2 separate regions of the Homo sapiens genome follow, and region 1 is linked to region 2. A link is a loop called in an ENCODE intact Hi-C map of the cell type or tissue named here. Cell type or tissue: transverse colon. All regions are shown on one strand. Links, peaks and the distances in the headings refer to the core of each region. The heading gives the core; the rest is flanking DNA. Region 1 overlaps C16orf89 (chromosome 16 open reading frame 89). Region 2 overlaps DNAAF8 (dynein axonemal assembly factor 8).

Evidence for each region. A loop is a pair of places that touch in the nucleus more often than their neighbours do. Peaks named below come from ENCODE experiments on the same cell type or tissue, not always from the same donor. Only the 100,000 strongest peaks of a DNase experiment are listed, where the experiment ranks them.
Region 1: a loop joins it to region 2, with 7 times the contacts of the local background. A loop is called at or near these places in 3 of 110 quality-filtered maps.

What each region holds. Positions count from the first base shown.
Region 1 is chr16:5,036,613-5,046,250 of GRCh38, reverse strand. C16orf89 (chromosome 16 open reading frame 89) reads left to right here. Exons shown (of 8, transcript NM_001098514.3): 8 at 1,773-2,129. The coding sequence ends at 1,903. It overlaps NAGPA-AS1 (NAGPA antisense RNA 1), which reads right to left. Exons shown (of 2, transcript NR_038913.1): 2 at 3,280-4,156. Among named protein-coding and RNA genes, the nearest start is that of NAGPA, 7.5 kb to the right of the region's middle. In transverse colon, for the core only: no CTCF peak of the experiment used is centred there; no DNase peak of the experiment used is centred there; H3K27me3 peaks cover 447 bases.
Region 2 is chr16:4,743,348-4,752,985 of GRCh38, reverse strand. DNAAF8 (dynein axonemal assembly factor 8) reads right to left here. Exons shown (of 10, transcript NM_139170.3): 6 at 7,975-8,116; 7 at 6,474-6,611; 8 at 5,961-6,059; 9 at 5,352-5,643; 10 at 3,590-4,261. The coding sequence ends at 5,361. ZNF500 (zinc finger protein 500) reads left to right here. Exons shown (of 6, transcript NM_021646.4): 6 at 1-4,747. The coding sequence ends at 610. Among named protein-coding and RNA genes, the nearest start is that of DNAAF8, 14 kb to the right of the region's middle. In transverse colon, for the core only: no CTCF peak of the experiment used is centred there; no DNase peak of the experiment used is centred there; H3K4me3 peaks cover 236 bases; H3K27ac peaks cover 744 bases.

The DNA of each region.
Region 1 (9,638 bases), core at 466-8,465, 290 kb before region 2:
TGATTCCAGTAACTAAACATCTCTCCATCAACCCCACTGTGGCCTCATCATCCACCTACAGGTGGACAGGAGAGAGTGAAAGCAGAAATCCAGTGAGTCAGTTTCGTAGCTGCCACCAAAAGTCACGCAGGAGAAGGGAGAGAAGTTCCCAGGAGACTTCCAGAGGTCCTACCCTAGCTAGGCCTTTATGACACAGAGGGGCTGGGGCTGCCTATGGCTAGGGTGGTAGGGGCCTGCTGTGTACTACCTGGTCAGCTGCCCGTCCCCAGAGCCCAACACGAGGACTGTCCTAGGGACTGGAGCGGAAGCCACAGAAATTCCAGAGCCCAAGGCCTTTCCTGGAACACCTCCAGGTTGACCAGCAGCCTAGAAAACTGCCCAGGAGGGGTGTGCTGATTCTTGCACTTATGACACAAGCCCACGGAGCAGGAGGCAGCTGGTGTAGAGATTAGGAGCACAGGGTTTGAGGTCAGGTTGTGTGGGTTCGAGTCCCGCTTCTGCCTCTAACTTGCTGCGAAAGTCACACAACCTCACTGAGCCTCATTTTCCTCATCTGTAAAATGGGCACCAAACTGTTGGGGGCTAACAACTGATCATCGTGCAAAGCCCTCCCCATTGTATTTGGCATACAGTAGGCCACTGAGAGGCATGAGCTGCCAGGGTTAGTCATTCGGCACCTTGAAATCTGCATTCTCCCTCCCTTCAACGGACCTGGCTGGGGTCCCCTCCCCTTCCCAAAGTCTCTGGGTAGGGAGGAAAGAATTCCTGGCTCCCTTCCACAAGCAGACAGATTGTGAGACTAGAGGCGTGCAGCCCACTTTGAGCTCAAAGAACTAACTACACCTAAGGGTTATTATCTCAGGCAAGTGCTCAGGCCTGAGACTCTGACTCCATGAGCCATGAGGTCACACGGGACCAGGCAGACCAGAGGCAACTAAGAGGAAGGCCACTGGGGTCAGGAAATGAGCTGTGGAGTCACCAGGGCCAGGGGCTCAGCTCGGCTACCCAAGCCTCAGTTTCCCCATCTCAGAAGGTCTTACACAGGACCTGGGACAGGACTCCGGTGCGTGGGTTTATTGAGGTACGTAAGTCAGGGAAGCAGGCTAAGCCAGGCAGGAGCTGGACAGGATGCGGCCTCAGGCCAGATCCCCCCGCAGGGGTGGGAGGGGAATGCCTTGGAGCATAAATTGCACCAGAGTCATCCCCCTGGGCCAAGGTGGCCAGGCTTTTGTATCCCTGTATTGGTAAGTTATTTGGGAGGGACATACCTCCCAGAGAAGGGAGCCCTTAGCAGCTGGCGGAAGAGCACCCGGCCCAGCAAAAGGGGCCTAAGGGAGCACCGAAGCACCCACTCAGCGTCTTGCAAGTTGCCTGGAATGACATCTGAAAAGCACTTTTTTTTTTTTTGAGACAGATTCTCGCTCTGTTGCTCAGGCTGGAGTACAGTGGCGCAATCTCGGCTCACTGCAACCTTTGCCTCCTGGGTTCAAGCAATTCTCTTGCCTCATCCTCCCGAGTAGCTGGGACTACAGGAGCGTGCCACCATACCTGGCTAATTTTTATATTTTTTTAGTAGAGACAGGGTTTCATCATGTTGCTCATGCTGGTCTCGAACTCCTGATCTCAAGAGATCCGCCCACCTCAGGCTCCCAAAGTGTGGGATTATAGGTGTGAGCCACCGCGTCTGGCTGAAAAGCACTTTCAATGAGACTGTGTTGAATAAAGGGCCAAGGTTCTTGCCACCCAGCACTCATGGGGGCTCTCTCCCCTAGATGGCTGCTCCTCCCACAACACAGCCACAGCAGTGGCAGCCCTGGGTGGCTTCCTATACATCCTGGCAGAATACCCCCCAGCAAACAGAGAGCCACACCCATCCACACCGCCACCACCAAGCAGCCGCTGAGACGGACGGTTCCATGCCAGCTGCCTGGAGGAGGAACAGACCCCTTTAGTCCTCATCCCTTAGATCCTGGAGGGCACGGATCACATCCTGGGAAGAAGGCATCTGGAGGATAAGCAAAGCCACCCCGACACCCAATCTTGGAAGCCCTGAGTAGGCAAGGCCAGGGTAGGTGGGGGCCGGGAGGGACCCAGGTGTGAACGGATGAATAAAGTTCAACTGCAACTGACCCAGGGTTGAGTCTTGTTTCTCAGCTTTGAGGACAACCTTGGACAACCTCTTGGTCTGTTTCAACTCTCCAATCCCACTCAACACAAATTCTTTTTTCTTTTTTCCTTTTTTTTTTTTTTTAATTAATAGATGAGGTCCTGCTCTGTCACCTAGGCTCACTGCAGCCTCAAACTCCTGGGCTCAAGCAATCTTCCCATCTCACCTCCTGAGTAGCTGGGACAACAGGTGTATGCCACCATGCCAAGCTAACTTTTAAATTTTTTGTAGAGATGGGATCTCACTACATGGACTTGGCTGGTCTCGAACTCCCGGCCTCAAGTGATCCTCTTGCCTTGTCCTCCCAAAGTGCTGGGATTACAGGCATGAGCCACTGCACCCAGCCACAAATTCTAAAAAGACCCATAAACTGATATCTTAAAGGCTATTTGTTCAGGTACCAAATATAGTATCTTTCCCAGTGGGAGAAGGAAGGGTCTTGGAAAAAATAGTTCAGGTCATGAGCCAGAACTCAACAGATAACCCTGAAAGGCAGCACATACTCATTTTTACATCCTGAGCACAAAACTCTGCTGTATCATTACATTGCATCACATGGCCATCATGTCATTTTACAAAACACAGTATAGCATAGCGGTTGATGGTGTGGTTCTGTGGCCAGGCTGCCTGAATTCAAGTCCTAGCTGTCTGTGTCCTTGAGCAGTCACCAACTTCTCTGGGACTCAGTTTTCTCATCAGTAAAATTGCGATAATAATAACCCCTACCTTGGAAGGGCACAGTGGCCCGCCCCTATAATCCCAGCACTTTGGGAGGCTGAGGTGGGAGGATCGCTTGGATTCAGAAGTTCGAGACCAGCCTGGGCAACATAACGAGACACCTCCCCACCAACCCTCACTGGGTGCAGTAGTGAACACCTGTAGTCCCAGCTACTCGGGAGGCTCACTTGAGGAGGGAGGATCACTTGAGCCCAGGAGTTCAAGGCTGCAGTGAGGTATGATTGCACCACTGCACTCCAGCCTGGGTAACAGAGTGGGAGTCAAAAAAAAAACAAAACCCAGCCCCTACCTCAATGTTACCTCCACTGCTGTGAGTATTGTGTTTCTAGAATACTGGAAATGGTGCCCGTAACATACTAAGTGCCAAGTAAACGTTACCTGCTGCCTCAAGTGATGACGTCCCATTAAGTGGGGGCTCCTCCGGAAGCTGCCAGAAGAGGCCGCTGCCTTGTCATCGGTTCTCTGGTTCCCAGCTTACAGCTCTTCCCTCGAGCTCTGACTCAGTGTGACTATATCTGAATGTGTTCCCTGGAGCTCTGACACTAATTTAGCAATAAAACCTTCTGGGACATTATGATGGGTTCTGGTGCTGTCTGTGGTGCTGATGACAGCCTGCACGCATTGGACTTTGGGGTAGAAAAACCAGCTGAAAACCCGGTCCCGGGGCTGCAAACCTCTTTACACGCATTGTCCTGCTTTGCCTCAAGGTGGAAAATCGCCACGGATCATCCTCATGTGGCAACTCAGTCATATGTGAGCATCCGAATGAAAATATCCTTGGCTGCTTCTGTGCCCAGCTGAGCAGCCCAGGTGGGTGGTGGGGCGCATGGTTCTTCTCGATCTTTCCTTTAGGAGGTAGGTTTCCCTTGACCTGATCCTCTGCTGCGGTCCTCTGAATGCCTTCCCATGATTGCTCTTAACTTGTCAGGCCTCGAGGAACATCCCTGGATTCTGCTGACAAGTTTGACTTGCTATCTGCAAGTTGCTGTTTTCTTGGGGGAACCAAGGGCCAGAATGTCATATCCACCCAGCAGTCTGTGAGCTTTAAGGATTTCTTTCACATTGTCTTGCAAACAAAAGTTTTCCCAAACAGGCACACCATCTTGAGAGAAGTCAGCCGCACATAAACAAATTGGGGGGATTATGCTCCACCTCTGTGCTTCCTGAATTGGGGATGGAGTCCTCACTGGAGCCTGACACTGGTTCATTTCAGAAGGCTTCAGTTACCAAACCAGGGAGAGGGTGAAATGACTGTGGAGGAAAGCGGAGCGTATGAGTCACTTTCAAGGAAAGGCAATCCTTGGCTCATGCCTATAATCCCAGCACTCCTGAACGGTGAGACCATACATTTCTGTGGTTTAAGCCTCCCAGTTGATGGCACCTTGCTACAGCAGCCCCAGAAACTAATGCAGCACCTGCCTCAAGGAGCTGTTCCTAGTCTCAGCAACAAGGTCCCTGCAGCCCAACCACACCCGTGGGGAAGCAGATGACCCGTCCTGATGACCTGGTTCACAGCCTGATCCTCTATTTAAAGGATCGATGTGAAACCGAAAATTAAAAAAAACGTTCTCAAGGTGGGCGGATCTCTTGAGGTCAGAAGTTCAAGACCAGCCTGGCTAACATGGTGAAACCCCATCTCTACTGAAAATACAAAAATTAGCCATGCGTGGTGGCTCTCGCCTGTAATCCCAGCTACTAGGGAAACTGAAGCAGGAGAATCGCTTGCACCTGGGAGGCAGAGACTGCCGTGAGGGAAGATCATGCCACTGCACTCCAGCCTGGGTGACAGAGCAAGACTCCATCTCAAAAAAGCAAAAACAAACAAACACAAAAAGAACTTTCTCAGTGGCATGCCACAGCCCAACTGTAGCCCAAAAACTCCCTGGAATTTATCCACTCAGCACACACATCCAGCCCACATGGAGTTCACGTCCCTTGCAAGGCTCTCCTATCTTTCTGAATACTTTTCCCCTGACATCCACGTGGCTCACACTCCACTTTGCCCCAGTCTCTGCTCAAATGCCCTCTCATATGACCAGGCGCAGTGGCTCATGCCTAGAATCCCAGCACTTTGGGAGACCGAGGTGGGCGGATTGCCTGAGCTCAGGATTCGGAGACCTGCCTGGGCAACATGAGAAAAATCCATCTCCACAAAAAAACACAAAAATCAGCTGGGCATGGTGACCCGTGCCTGTGGTCCCAGCTACTTGGGAGGCTGAGGCAGGAGGATCACTTGAGACTTGGGAGATTGAGGCTGCAGTGAGCTATGATCATGCCATTGCATCCCAGCCTGGGTGACAGTGCGAGAACTTGTCTCAAAAGAAAAAAAGAGGGAACCCTCCAAAGGGCTTGAAACAAAACTCGAGGTCAAGACAAGGAGCACCCACAAATGAGTCAATGGTTCTCCTCGTTGGAGCAGAACAGCTCCTGACAGCCTCCTGTTCAAGTAGCACAGAGAGCAGAAAAACCAGTCACAGGCAGATTGTTTGGAGCGGGTGGGAGGAAGACAGGGAGGAAAGGAGGCTTGGGACTTGGAGTTAAATGAGAGAGGGATGGAAAAGCAGGTTCCCCCGGCACAAACCCCACCTCAGGGCTTCATCAAGGCCTTCTTTCCCTGCCCCCCAAATACACACCCCGAGAGAGAGGCCCTCATTGGTGGAAGCACCCAGCCCACGGTGGCTCTATGTGCCCCTGCCACAATCCTTGGTCAAAAGTGCATTCCTTCCGGCTCCCGGCTCAAGGTATAAAATCCTACTGTAAACAAGTAATTCCATTAAGTCATCATGTTCTTAAAGTTTTTCCTTTTTTTTTTTGAGACAGGATCTGACTCTGTCACCCACGCTGGAGTGCAGTAGCATAATCTCAGATCACTACAACCGCCACCTCCTGGGTTCAAGCGGTTCTCCTGCCTCAGCCTCTTGAGTAGCTAGGATTACAGGCACGTGCCACCACACCCGGCTAATTTTTGTATTTTTAGTAGAGACAGTGTTTCCCCATGTTGGCCAGGCTGGTCTCGAACTCCTGACCTCAGGTGATCCACCCGCCTTGGCGTCCCAAAGAGCCGAGATTATAGGCATGAACCAGCATGCCTGGCCCTTTTTTTTTTTTTTTTTTTTTTAAAGAGACGGGGGTCTTGGTGTGTTGCCCAGGCTGGCCTGGAACTCCTGGGCTCAAGCAATCCTCCTGCCTCTGCTGGGATTACAGCCATGAGCCACCATGCCTGGTTGAAAGTGTTTCCTCTTAAGATGTAAATATACACAGGAAACGGAATGAGTTAAGACTTTCTCCATCATGTAGCTTTAGTGTGAAGGAGTTGTGAGAACAGTATCTGCAGAACTGTTGCTTGGAATGAGGTCTGAGAGAGCAAGAGAGGGCGGGGAAGGGATTGGTGAGAGCTGGGGCGAGTTCAAGCCACCCTTTCATGACTGCTTCCCCACTCCCATCTCTCAGTGGCTAAGCTTCTGCCCCCTCACCCACCAGAGCCAGGAAGACTGACTTGGGCAATGTCCCACCAGTATCCTTGCTTTTTCTGGGTCTTCACCTATTCTCTTTCTTTCTCATTTTTTATTTCCATAGATTTTTGGGGAATAGGTGGTATTTGGTTACGTGAGTGGTGATTTGAGAGATTTTGGTACACCCAGGACCTGAGCAGTATACACTGAAACCAATTTATAGTCTTTTATCCCTCACCTCCTTCCCATTCTTCCCCACCCGAGTTCCCAAATTCCACTGTAACTTTTTTTTTTTTTTTGAGGCTGGAGTGCAGTGGTGGTGCGATCTCGGCTCACCGCAACCTCCGCCTGCTGGGTTCAAGCAATTCTTGTGCCTCAGCCTCCTGAGTAGCTGGAATTACAGGCACGCGCCACCACACCCGGCTAATTTTGGGGGTTTTTTTGTTTGTTTGTTTATTTGAAACAGAGTCTTGCTCTGTCCCCCAGGCTGAAGTGCAGTGGTGCGATCTGGGCTCACTGCAACCTCCGCCTCCCGGCTTCAAGCAATTCTCCTGCCTCAGCCTCCTGAGTAGCTGTGACTACAGGTGCACACCGCCACGCCTGGCTAATTTTTTGTGCTTTAGCAGAGATGGGGTTTCACCGTGCTTCCCAGACTGGTCTCGAACTCCTGAGCTCAGTCAATCCACCCAACTGAGCCTCCCGAAGTGCTGGGATTACAGGTATGTGCCACTGCACCTGGCCTAATTTTTGTATTTTTAATAGACACGGGGTTTCACCATGTTGACCAGGCCAATCTCAAACTCCTGACTTCAGGTGATCCACCCACCTCAGCTTCCCAAAATGCTAGGATTACAAGTGGGAGCCACCGCGCCTGGCCCCATTGTATCATTCTTATGCCTTTGCATCCTCACAGTTTGGCTCCCACTTATGAGTGAGAACGTGTGATGTCTGGTCTCCCATTCCTGAGTCACTTCACTTAGAATAATAGTCTCCAATCCCATCCAGGTGGCTGCGAATGCCATTCATTCATTTCTTTTTATGGCTGAGTAGTATTCCATCATATATATATGATGTTTATCCACTCATTGATTGGCATTTGGGCTGGTTCCACATTTTTGCAATTGCGAATCTGCCCCCACCCCCAATCTGGTTAAATTGGATTTGTCCTTTAAGATTCCCCGTGATTGGCTGGGGGCAGTGGCTCACACCTGTAATCCCAGCACTTTGGGAGGCCGAGGCAGGCAGATCACGAGGTCAAGAGATTGAGACCATCCTGGCCAACCAACATGGTGAAACCCCTTCTCTACTAAAATACAAAAATTAGCCGGGCGTAGTGGCACACACCTGTAGTCCCAGCTACTTGGCAGACTGAGGCAGGAGAATGGCATGAACCTGGGAGGCGGAGCTTGCAGTGAGCTGAGATGGCGCCACTGCACTCCAACCTGGGCGGCAGAGCGAGACTCCGTCTCAAAAAAAAAAAAAGATTCCCCAAGGTTGTCCCTTGTTCTGTGAAGCCTCCTCCCCTCCTCACACCTACTTGCCCATCTCATTCCCTACACTGCTCTGTGGCAGCTCACTCTGGCTTCGTTTGTGTGCTTGTCAACTCTATTTTCAGATTGTGAATGACTTTAGGGCACAGACGATGTCTTGCTCCTCTTCAGGTGCCTGGCTCCTACTATACAGCCTGGAACATAGAAATGTTTAAAAAATATTTGCTGAATTAAATAGAAAAAATGAAGAAAAAGAAAAAAGAGGCACCTGGAGATGTTTTGTCCAGGTCTTAGCTGGTGGAAGGGACCTTGGGCTGTGAGCGTGCTTGAGTCTGGTCTGCCCAGCTGGCAGCCCCCACACCACCCTGCAAGTCCACATGGGATGAGGGGCACCCCTAATGTACCCAACTGGACGTGGGGGCCACCTACCAGACACGCAGCCTATGACAGAATCTCCTGCCCCTCAGAACCTCAACGCCAGTTTCTGGGATGCTGTTAATGCCCTCCCAGCCCTTTACACAACAGATACTATACACAGCACGGACAGAAGAAATTGATCCTTTGACGTTTCCATTTCCTAAGAGTTTTACAAAAATGACTTTCGGGCCGGGCACAGTGGCTCACGCCTATAATCCTAACACTTTGGGAGGCCAACGGGGGTGGATCACTTGAGGTCAGGAGTTCAAGACCAGCCTGGCCAATATGGTGAAACCCTGTGTCTATTAAAAATACAAAAATTAGCCGGGCGTGTTGGCACACCCCGGTAATCCCAGCTACTCAGGAGGCTGAGGCAGGAGAATCGCTTGAACCTGGGAGGCTGAGGTTGCAGTGAGCCAAGATCAGGCCATTTCAATCTACACTCGAGCTTAGGCAACAGAGTGAGACTCCATCTAAAAATAAATAAATAAACTAGCCTGGTGTGGTAGTACACACCTGTAGTCCCAGCTACTCAGGAGGCTGAGGTGGGAGGACTGCTTGAGCCCAAGAAGTCGAGGCTGCAGTGAGCGATGATTGCACCACTGTACTCCAGTCTGGGCAACAGAATGGGATCCTGTCTCTAAATAATAATAGAATTACATAACAAAACTTTTTTGGGTGATAAAAAAAATCCTAAAACTGGATAATGGTGATGCTGGAATATCGCTGTGCATTTACTACAAATCATTGCATTGTACACTTAGGAGAATTTTACAGTATGTAAATTTTATCTTAATAAAGTTTAAAAAAAAACCTTCCAATGGCTTACTATTTCACTTTGGCTGAAATCCATACTCATTTCCCTGGATCCCTGCATGTACGATCTGGCCTTGCCTTGGCCCTCCCACTTCAACCCTGCTCACCACCTCCAACCCCTCCCCCACGGCCCTCCTCTCCCACCAGGTGGCTCTTCCTGCTGCACCTCCCAAGCTGTTTCCCACTTCAGGCTCTGGCCCAGATCTGCACACAGCCGCATCTTTTCTTTCCTTCAATCACAGTCTAAAGGGGCTTGGAGAGGCTTCCCTGCCACACCTGCAACATCCTTCTCTCGCAGTCCTGCCCTTTGCTTCTTGCATTCATCACATAACTGTTTCATGTCTGTTTCCCCTTGAAAAGCTAAGCTCCATGAAGGCAGGGATCAGCTGCAACGGAGCACATACGAGGTGCTCAGCCTGTTGAACACACAAATGATGGTAGAACTCAAATGAGGATGCTAAGAGGGGACAAAAGTATTCCAGGCTGAAGAGCAAAAAAGAAAACCCTTGGCTTCTTAGCAGCTTTGGCTAGAACTGTGGATATGGGCTGCTCTGTTCA
Region 2 (9,638 bases), core at 1,071-9,070:
GCTCTCGGCACGATGCCAGGGGCCTGGCCACCCGCTCCCAGGTCAGAGGCCAGCCCCAGTCAGGGGCTTGGTCAGGCCTGATCAGCCAAGAGGCGGCCCCCCACCAGGAAGACGGGCTTCCCATGGGGCTGACAAGCCGTACACCTGCCCCGAATGTGGCAAAGGCTTCAGCAAGACGTCCCACTTGACCAAGCACCAGCGCACACACACGGGCGAGCGGCCTTACAAGTGCCTAGTCTGTGGGAAGGGCTTTAGCGACCGCTCCAACTTCAGCACGCACCAGAGGGTGCACACAGGCGAGAAGCCCTACCCGTGCCCCGAGTGTGGGAAGCGCTTCAGCCAGAGCTCCAGCCTGGTCATCCACCGCAGGACACACAGCGGGGAGCGGCCCTATGCCTGCACCCAGTGCGGGAAGCGCTTCAACAACAGCTCGCACTTCAGCGCCCACCGCCGGACGCACACAGGTGAGAAGCCCTACACCTGCCCGGCCTGTGGCCGGGGCTTCCGCCGGGGCACCGACCTGCACAAGCACCAGCGGACCCACATGGGGGCAGGCTCCTTGCCGACGCTCCAGCCGGTGGCTCCTGGAGGCCCCGGTGCCAAAGCCTGATCACCAGGCCTGAAACTCCCTTTCCAGGACTCTCATCCCTGGGCACAGAATTCAGGAAACTGCTAGACAGCCTGGTCCGAAAGCATTGCCAGCTGCCCGTTTCCTCCCATGGCCCAGTATGAGGCCAGCAGGGGACATTTGGGATGCCCAGGCCGCAGAGGAAGCTGGGCACTGGGTGCAGAACAAGGGCAAGGACAGGCTCTGAGTGTCCAGTGGCAGCCAGAACAGGTGACACAGAGCAGGGGCTTCAGCCACAGAGACACACTCAGGAGGCCAGAAGCCGACACTCAAGGTGTTCGTGGGGCTGGCTCCTGAAGGGCCTGGGAGGGTCCATCAGCTGCCTCCAGCATCCAGTGGCTGCTGGCATACAGCCTCATCCCCACGTCCCAACCCCTCTCCTGTGTGTCTGTGACCCTGTGCGCTGTCTCTGTGTGTACCCCCCACCTGCTCCCCCCCCCTTTTTTTTTTGAGACGGGGCCTTGCTGTGTCCCCCAGGCGGGAATACAGTGCCATGATCATAGCTCACTGCAGCCTCGAATCCCTGGGCTCAAGTGTTCCTCCTGCCTCATCCTCCTGAGTAGCTGGGGTTACAGGTGTGTGCCGCCATGCCCAGTCTCTTTTTTGGTAGGGCCACCACTCACTGGGTTTAGGGTCCCCCAATACACTGTGACCTCATCTTAACTAATTATATCATCAAAACCCGTGTTTCCAAATAAGGTCACATTCTGAGGTCTGGGTGCACATGAATTTGAGGGACCCCTCGTCTGCTGCAGGGAGCCCTGCTGTACCCCAGCCTTCCCAGGACGTGGTCTCCAGCTTCTTCATCCTGCCAGAGTTTCCAAATGGAGCCCGGGGCTCTGCAGCATTCCAGTCCCCTTTGCAGATCCATAGCTGCTCTGCAGGGCGGAAGACACCTGGGGCGGGAAAGCACCCCTGAGTTCCATCTTCCTGACATGTTGCCTGGGATGTGACGGGCCTGACATCTCCCCAGGGCCGGGGCCCAGGGCTGCGTTTGCTCCTGGCCCCTTAGTGTCTGGAATGTGGCCTTCCACGGTTGCCCCACTTTGTCTTTCTAAGGTAAGAAGCCTTCACCTTCCAGCTTTTGTCTGGCCTGTGCTGCGTGGGAGCCACTGGTCTGTGCACATCCACGGTGGGTGAGTGGCCAAGACAAGCAGTGTGATAGAGTCCTTGGTGGGTTTAGTCATCTCGGAAGTCGTAGGGCAGCTATGGAAACCACTGGGTTCTGGAACGTTCCAGCCAGGCAGTGGTTGTTCCTCATAGGTAGGTGGCCTTGGCCTTCATCCCAGCCTGGGATGCTCCATTGCATTTGTCACCTAGTCACTGTATATACGTGCACATTTGACCTTTTGGCACAGCCCAGGTTCCAGGTGCGTGACCTGCCCTTTTTCTCATTCCCTTAACTGACATTATTTAGTGTCAGAGGCCGAGCACAGTGGCTCCCACCTATAATCCTAGCACTTTGGGAGGCCAACGCGGGTGGATTGCTTGAGCCCAGGAGTTCAAGAGCAGCCTGGGCAATATAGAAAGACCTCTTCCCTACCAAAAAAAAAAAAAAAAAAAAAAAGCCAGGTGCAGTGGCTCACGCTTGTAATCCCAGCACTTTGGGAGGCCGAGGCAGGTGGATCACAAGGTCAGGAGATCGAGACCATCCTGGCCAACATGGTGAAACCCCATCTCTACTAAAAACACAAAAATTAGCTAGGCATGGTGGCGTGGCACGTGCCTGTAGTCCCAGCTACTCGGGAAGCTGAGGCAAGAGAATCACTTGAACCAGGGAGGCGGAGGTTGCAGTGAGCCGAGGTCGCACCGTTGTACTCCAGCCTGGTGATAGAACGAGACTCCACACAAAAAAAAAAAAAATTAGCCAGGCATGATGGGGTGTGCCTGTAGTCCCAGCTACTTGAGAGGCTGAGGCTGGAGGATCACTTGAGCCCAGGAAGTTGAGGCTGCAGTGAGCTGTGATTGTGCCACTGCACTCATCCTGGAAGACAGAGTGAGATCCTGTCTCAGATAAAATAAACAATTTTTTTTTTAAGTCATTGCTTCTGGCCCCTGTGTGCTCTGTCCTGTGTCTGCAGAATGGGGCTGCCTGGTTGAGGGACGGCTTTTACCTTCTAGACTAGCTCTGGGATCTCTCATGGGGCATGAGGTACCCAGCTAGATGTGGCCAGGCCACACTCCAGGAGCTAGCAAAGCACCCAGCGTTGCTGACACCCATCTCCCCAGCGCAGCCTGAGCCCCCAGGCCCCTCTCTCATATCCAGGCCTGTGCTGGAGGTGGCGGCCTCTGGGGGAGTGTGGTTGGGGTCTGCCCACTTCCCTCCCCCTGCCGAGGCTGTGGCCTCCCACTGGCTGCTGCTTGGCCCCATCTCATGGTCGCTGCCTGCTGCTTGGCCCCATCTCATGGGCGTCATCCTCAGCACTCACGTGATGGGAGAGTTTTGTAGGAGCTGTGAGTCCCAGGTGCCTGCGTGTGCTGTGATGTTATCTCATGCAGTCCAGTGAGGGGGGACTCCCATTAGTCTCCTTTTTTTGTTTTGTTTTGAGACACAGTCTCACTTCATTACCCAGGCTGGAGTGCAAGGCACGATCTTGGCTCACCACAACCTCCACCTCCCAGGTTCAAGTGATTCTCCTGCCTCAGCCTCCTGAGTAGCTGGGATTACAGGTGCGCACCACTACGCCTGGCTAATTTTTGTATTTTTAGTAGAGATGGGGTTTCTCCATGTTGGTCAGGCTGGTCTTGAACTCCCGACCTTGTGATCCACCCACCTCGGCCTCCCAAAGTGCTGGGATTACAGGCGTGAGCCACCGCGCCCGGCCATGATTCTCCTTCTGTGGGTGGAGGAACTGGGCACTGGGAGCGTGAAAACCTTGCCCAGGTGGCAGAGCCAGCTTTGGACGCAGGTCTGACTTCCTACCTCACTCCCCTTGCCTTGACAGACACAGTAATTCAGAGTTGAACTTGGAACAGAGTTTATTTTCCATCACTGTAAAACATTCTCAGTGAGGTTACTGGCATTAAAAAGGTGGGAGAAATGGAAGAAAATGGGGTTGAAGAAAAAAAAAGCCTTTGCTCTTGACAGCTAGGCAGCCACAGCGGAGGCCGCCAGGCTGCGAGGGCAGCGTATGGGGGCAGAGCCCGGTTCTGGCGGCACAGGCCCCGGAGTGGAGGGGGCAGGGGAGGGTCTCTGTAGGTGGGAGAGGGCCTGGGGGCTGGGAGGCAGCCTGGCCTTGTGCCCTACAGGAGGGACCTCCTGGGACTTTATGGAAGCCTGTCTTGCCTTTGACTTGCAATGAAAATGCCCCTCATCATTGGGAGTGGGGTCGGGTGGGGGTCCCCAGTGGCCAGATCACGTGGGGTCCAGAGAGCAGACATCTGTAGCCCTGATCTTGGCGGCCAGTGACCACGGCCAAGCAGGGCCTGTCTTTTGCCTGGTACAAGGCTTGATGAGAAGAGACCCCTGCCCATCCTCAGTGGCCTGGCAGCCAGGGGTGAACCCCAGGGGAAGCTGGGACACTGTCCCAAAGGCCCGGCGCCCTACTGTGCTGCCTGAGCCCGTGGCACCGTGGGGCCCAAGGTGGTGATGATTTCTCTGCTCTTCCCACGGGGCAGACAGCAGGACACATCCTGGAGACAAGGTTGGGGAGACAAACAGGTGCCCAGGTCAGGGCTGATCACAGCAGTTACAAAAGCATCCCGTGAAGACGGGGCTGCAAGACGGTGCTGGCAAAGGAACAGGACCCAGGAAGACCAGGCTTGTCCTGTGGAGGGGCCGGGTCTTGGCAGGGGGCAAGCAGATGTCCCCAGTTTTTGCTGGTGATCAACAAGTGAGGCCGCTGCTCCATTCTACACAGGACAGCATTTCCAGGGGTTTCCAGTATTCTGTCTAGATTCATAAAGGTCAAAGGCCTTGAGAATCTATGTGTGCCTTTCTATCTTAGGTAAAGAAGAGAAAGAGAAAGCAAATTCTCGTTACTCCTCTTTCAAAAAGTTCATTAAAAGCCAGGCTGGCAGCTCACAGTGCTATAATCCCAGCACTGTGGAAGGCCTAGGCAGGAGGATTGAGAGGAGTTCCAGACCAACCTGGGCAACACCGTGAGACCCCATCTCTACAAAAAAAAAAAAAAAAAAAATTAGCTGGACATGGTGGTGTGCACCTGTAGTCCCAGCTGCTGCGTCTCGAAAAGAGAAAAAACCACGTGTATTAGATCTGTGTGGGTAGGCATGTGTGTGTCGTGTGTTAATTTAGGTGCCCAAAATAGCAAGTATGCAGGAAGCCAGAAAATAAGGCTTAGGTCTCTTTCAACCCTAAAATCCTCTAAATACGTTTTACTTGGTTTTTAAAAAGACCTTATTGATGGAAATAATAGATGCCTGTTTAAAAAAATGCAGAACTGGAGAAAGATGAAGAGCCTCAGAGTCCCGCAGAGAGCAGCACCCCGTCCTCCTGCTGTCCCTGCCCATCTCCCTCAGAGGACCAGGCCCCTTTATCCCAAAGCTGTTGTCACAGGTTACATACAGATTTGTATCTGCATCCTTCCTCTAAGTTCATGCACCTGTGACTGAGCTCTAACAGGGTGGGCAACAGTCCAAAGTCTGAGGGTCCCTGCCTCTGGAATGCCCCTGCTAGTGGAAATGCAGGAACAACAAGGGGACACCGGGGCCCAGGGTCCATGGCAAGTCAGCCCGCCCCTGCCCACTCCTGGGATCCCACTACCTGAGGCAGCTATAGTTGCTCCAGAGGAGGCATCAGGGCCTCCCTGGCTGCCCCTGGCTCAGGAACATCCCCCAGGGCTCTGGGCCTGCCTCTTGGGAGTCGAGCCTGGGCGCTCTGCCCCTTGGCACAGAGCTTCATGTGTTGCTTCCTCCCAGTTCGTGATCCAGCTGTGTCTTCAGGGGCCTGAGCCCTCCCACCCGCGGGCCCCTTGCTGGCAGGCAGCTCGGGCTGGGCTGTCCCCTTCTGAAAGGCCCTGAGCTGCTGGAGAAGCTGGCTTTTCCCGGTACAGGTCCTGTGACACAATGAGACCAAATTCACTCAACCCCGTGGGGGCCGCCCCTCCCAGCCCTCCTTACTGAAACAGGAGAAAAGCAGATGAGCCCAGCTCCCATTTCAGAGCAAGAATGCAATTCAGGCAGCCCATCACTGCTGCCACTGCTGGGACCCAGTGGACGTGGGCAGGATGATGAAAGCTGTGCCGTCCCCCTCACCCTGTGCGGTGGGTGCAGCAAGACCTCACCACAGGCGGTAAATGTGCCAGGTGGAGGGCTTGCTGCAGAAAGCAGAGGTGGGACATCTGCAGGTGGCGAGAGGCCCCTGGGTGGTTACCGTAGCCCCAGGGAGGAAGGAGATGCCCCCTCTGCGTCTCCCAGAGCTGCCATCTCTTCCTCCTCCTCCTCCTCACTGTCAGAGGAGCTGTGGCTGGAGCTGCAGGGAGAGAAATGGGTTTCTGGATGTGCCCACTCCACCTGGTGTTCCAACTCTTGTTGGGGCTTGAAGCACTCGGGCTTTGCTGGTGACCCAATGCAAGAGGTCAGCAGCCACACTGGAGGCCGGTGGACGTCCTGCCAGGAGGTGAGGACAGGTGTGGGTGATGCCCTCCAGCCTAGACGTGTTGGGCTCTATTGCATAGAGCCCAGCCCGAGGAGGTGTGCCTCATGCCCCTCTTCCCTCCCTGCAGGGACCCAGGGGGACTGTAGGCCAGCACTTTTCAATTGAGAATTGATCCAAGCCTTTTGAAGTCCCTGTTCCTCCCCATCAGGATCCACCAGAGGCTCTGTGCGGTCAACAGGCAACTCTGCAAAGTAGAGGCTGGTATGGGGTAGTCACTGCCCTCCGGACCTTTCTGGGGACAGGTGGTCTGGTAGCTCCATCTGCCGCAGGTCAATAAAGATGGTGGGGGACTCTGCGTTAAGCCTCATGCCCTGGGCCAGCTGCGGGCCTGGCCCAGCCTGGGAGCCCTGCTTCCTTGAGGCACATCTGAAATGAGAAAAGCAGGTGTTGTGGAGTCAGTTCTCTGTGATAACTCTGTGACCTGCGCTGGGTTTGTCCAGTCACAGTGCTCGTGGCTGCCACCCAGTGAGTGCCCACTCTCTACAGACGGGCACATTAAACACATTTGCTCTTTTACTCTTCAGAACAGCATGCGAGATTTAGGCCACCACTGGCCAACAGAACGTCCCTCATGATGGACATGCTCTCTATCTGTGGTAAGTGTAGCCACTTGGCACAAGTGGCTAAGTTTACATTTAAGCCAGTTTAAATCCAATGCATAAAACATTCAGTTCCTCAGTCACATTCACCACGTTAGGTGTTTAGTAGCCACACACGGCTAATGGCTGCCATGGTTAACACTGCAGTTCTCTCCATTTCTTTTTCTTTTTCTTTTTTTTTTTTTTTTTGAGACAGAGTCTTGCTCTGTCGCCCAGGCTGGACTGCAGTGGCATGATCTTGGTCACTGCAACCTCCGCCTCCTGGGTTCAAGAGATTTCTCCTGCCTCAGCCTCCCAAGTAGCTGGGATTACAGGCATGCACCAACATGCCTGGAAAATTTTTTTGTGTTTTTAGTAGAGATGGGGTTTCACCATGTTGGCCAGGCTGGTCTCGAACTCCTGACATCAGGTGATCTGCCTGCCTCGGCCTTCCAAAGTGCCGGGATTATAGGCATGAGCCACCGCGCCCAGCCAGGTGTAGCCACTTCTGTTAGGTACTTTTGGTTTCCAGACACAGAAACCCACTGCTGGTCAGGTGAAAAGGGATTCACTGGTTCTCAGATTCCTCAAGTGCGGAGCAACCAAAGTGTGGGGAGGGCAGGCATATAGAGGGGCCTTACGGGACCCTGGGGCCCTGCCTCCACCTCTGCCTCTCCCAGCTTCACTGCAGCTTGCCTTTCTCCCTGTGGCAGGACAGGTGGCTGTTGCCCTTCCACCCCTACACAGAGACACAGAGATTGAAAAATCCCGCAGCTGGGGTCACATGCCCAGAGCTGGACCAATCAGCTGTGGCCAGAGGGGCAGGGTCACATGATAACCTTCCTACTCTCAGGGAGGCCTCATGGCCTCCCATTGAAAGGAGGGTTCCCGTTGGGTTTGGGGAAAGAGCAGGTACTTGAGGGCTTGAGTCCCAGCCCTGCCATTTATGGCCAGAGAGAGTCAACCTCTCTGAGCCTTGGTTTCCCCATCTCTAAAATGGGGATGACTGGAGCGACTGCCTGATCAGATGCTTGAGAGTGACTGAGAAAATGCACATGGAGTGCCCCGCCCTTGGTAGGCCCAGTCAGTGCTACAAAACCATGGGGCCATTCTAAAGGACCACAGGAGCCGGGCCTGGCTACAAGTCCCACCTGCTTCCTGAATCTGCCTCTTTGGTGTCCTGGGGAGTGTCGGCAGGCACCTTCCGGGCACAAGCAGAGGCCTTGGACTGCGTGGTGCACAGGAGGGCCAGCTGTTCCATGAGCCTGTTGTGGGCGCTCGGCACCATGCGGTCTGAGGATGGCCAAAGGAGAGGCTGATTAGTGGGGACTTGGCCCACTTGTGACTTACAGCAGCTGGAGCCTCAGGACCCCTGGGGTCTCCACATGTGAATGGACCTCAGGCTCCTCCACTGCCCCCGCCCAGCCCTCTCCCTACTCAGCCCTCTGAGGACTCCACCTCTAGCTCAGCAGGGCTGAGGGGGGCAGAATCTTTATGAGCAGGGCCTGTGGCACAAGGGCTTGGTGAAGTAGGAGTGACGTATTTTTAAGTTTATCCCACTTCCTCACACCCCGGTCCCACTTGTCACAGGTGATCATAATGAACAGTTCTGTGTGTTGACTTAAAAAAAAAATAGGGTCATCCTCTATAGGTTTTTTTTCAACTTCACTTTTTTCACTTTGTATATTACATGCTTCCACGTTAACCTACGGAGATCCCCTCATCGAGCCGCAGTGTATTCTGTGCTAAAACGATCTAGCTGGACTCCTCCTGAATATGGGTTGTTTCCAGCTTTTCAGATTTTTAAACAACACTGCAGCAAACAGCTCTGAACACACATCTTTACCTACTAGAGTCAGAGTGTAAGACAGATTTTCTAATTGCAATAGCTTGATTAAAGGGTTATGTGCCTTTAAAACAGAGAATACATTCGGCCAAGCGCGGTGGCTCACGCCTGTAATCCCAGCACTTTGGGAGGCTGAGGCAGGCGGATCCTGAGGTCAGGAGTTCGAGACCAGCCTGGCTAACATGGTGAAATCCCGTTTCTACTAAAAATACAAAAAAAATTAGCCAGGCGTGGTGGCACGTGCCTGTAATCCCAGCAACTCAGGAGGCTGAGGCAGGAGAATCGCTTGAACCCGGGAGGTGGAGGTTGCAGTGAACCGAGATCGTGCCATTGCACTCCAGTTTGGGCAACAAGAGTGAAACTCTGTCTCAAAAAAAAAAAAAAAAAAAAAAAAGAATACATTCTGCCCTACTCCCCTCCACAAAGGGAGTGCCAGTTACACACACACATACACATGCACACACATGTCCTCCAGAATGGTTGGCTCTCTACCTCCTGCTTTATGGGATTTGAATTACAAACCAACAAAATGTATTTAACATAACACGGGCTGTCAGTCACAGGGGAGTCTTTGCTTTGGGACCAGAGGCGGAAGCGCCGCACCTGCCCTGGCTCCTCTGCCTCAGACCTGCCTCCCCTCGCCTTTGTGGCCCGAGTGGATAGGGAGGGGTTGGAGAACTTTCATTTTATTTGCAGGACTTCCCAGAGCAAAGCCATGAGTGTAGTGACAGTGGTGACATCCTTTGCCTCCCTTTTTAAATGGGGAGGCCAGGGGAAGCGGGAGCGTGCTTAGGAGCTGACTGCGCACAGAAGGTGGGGCTTCCTTCCCCCAGGAAGGAGGAGGAGGGAGAAGGAAGGCAGGCTGGCCCAGGGAGGTGGGGAAGAGGAGGTATGGGTCATGGGGTGGGGTGCGGAGGCCTCTCCTTTGTCCCTAGGACCTGGCCCACGCCTGGCACGTAGCAGGCGGTC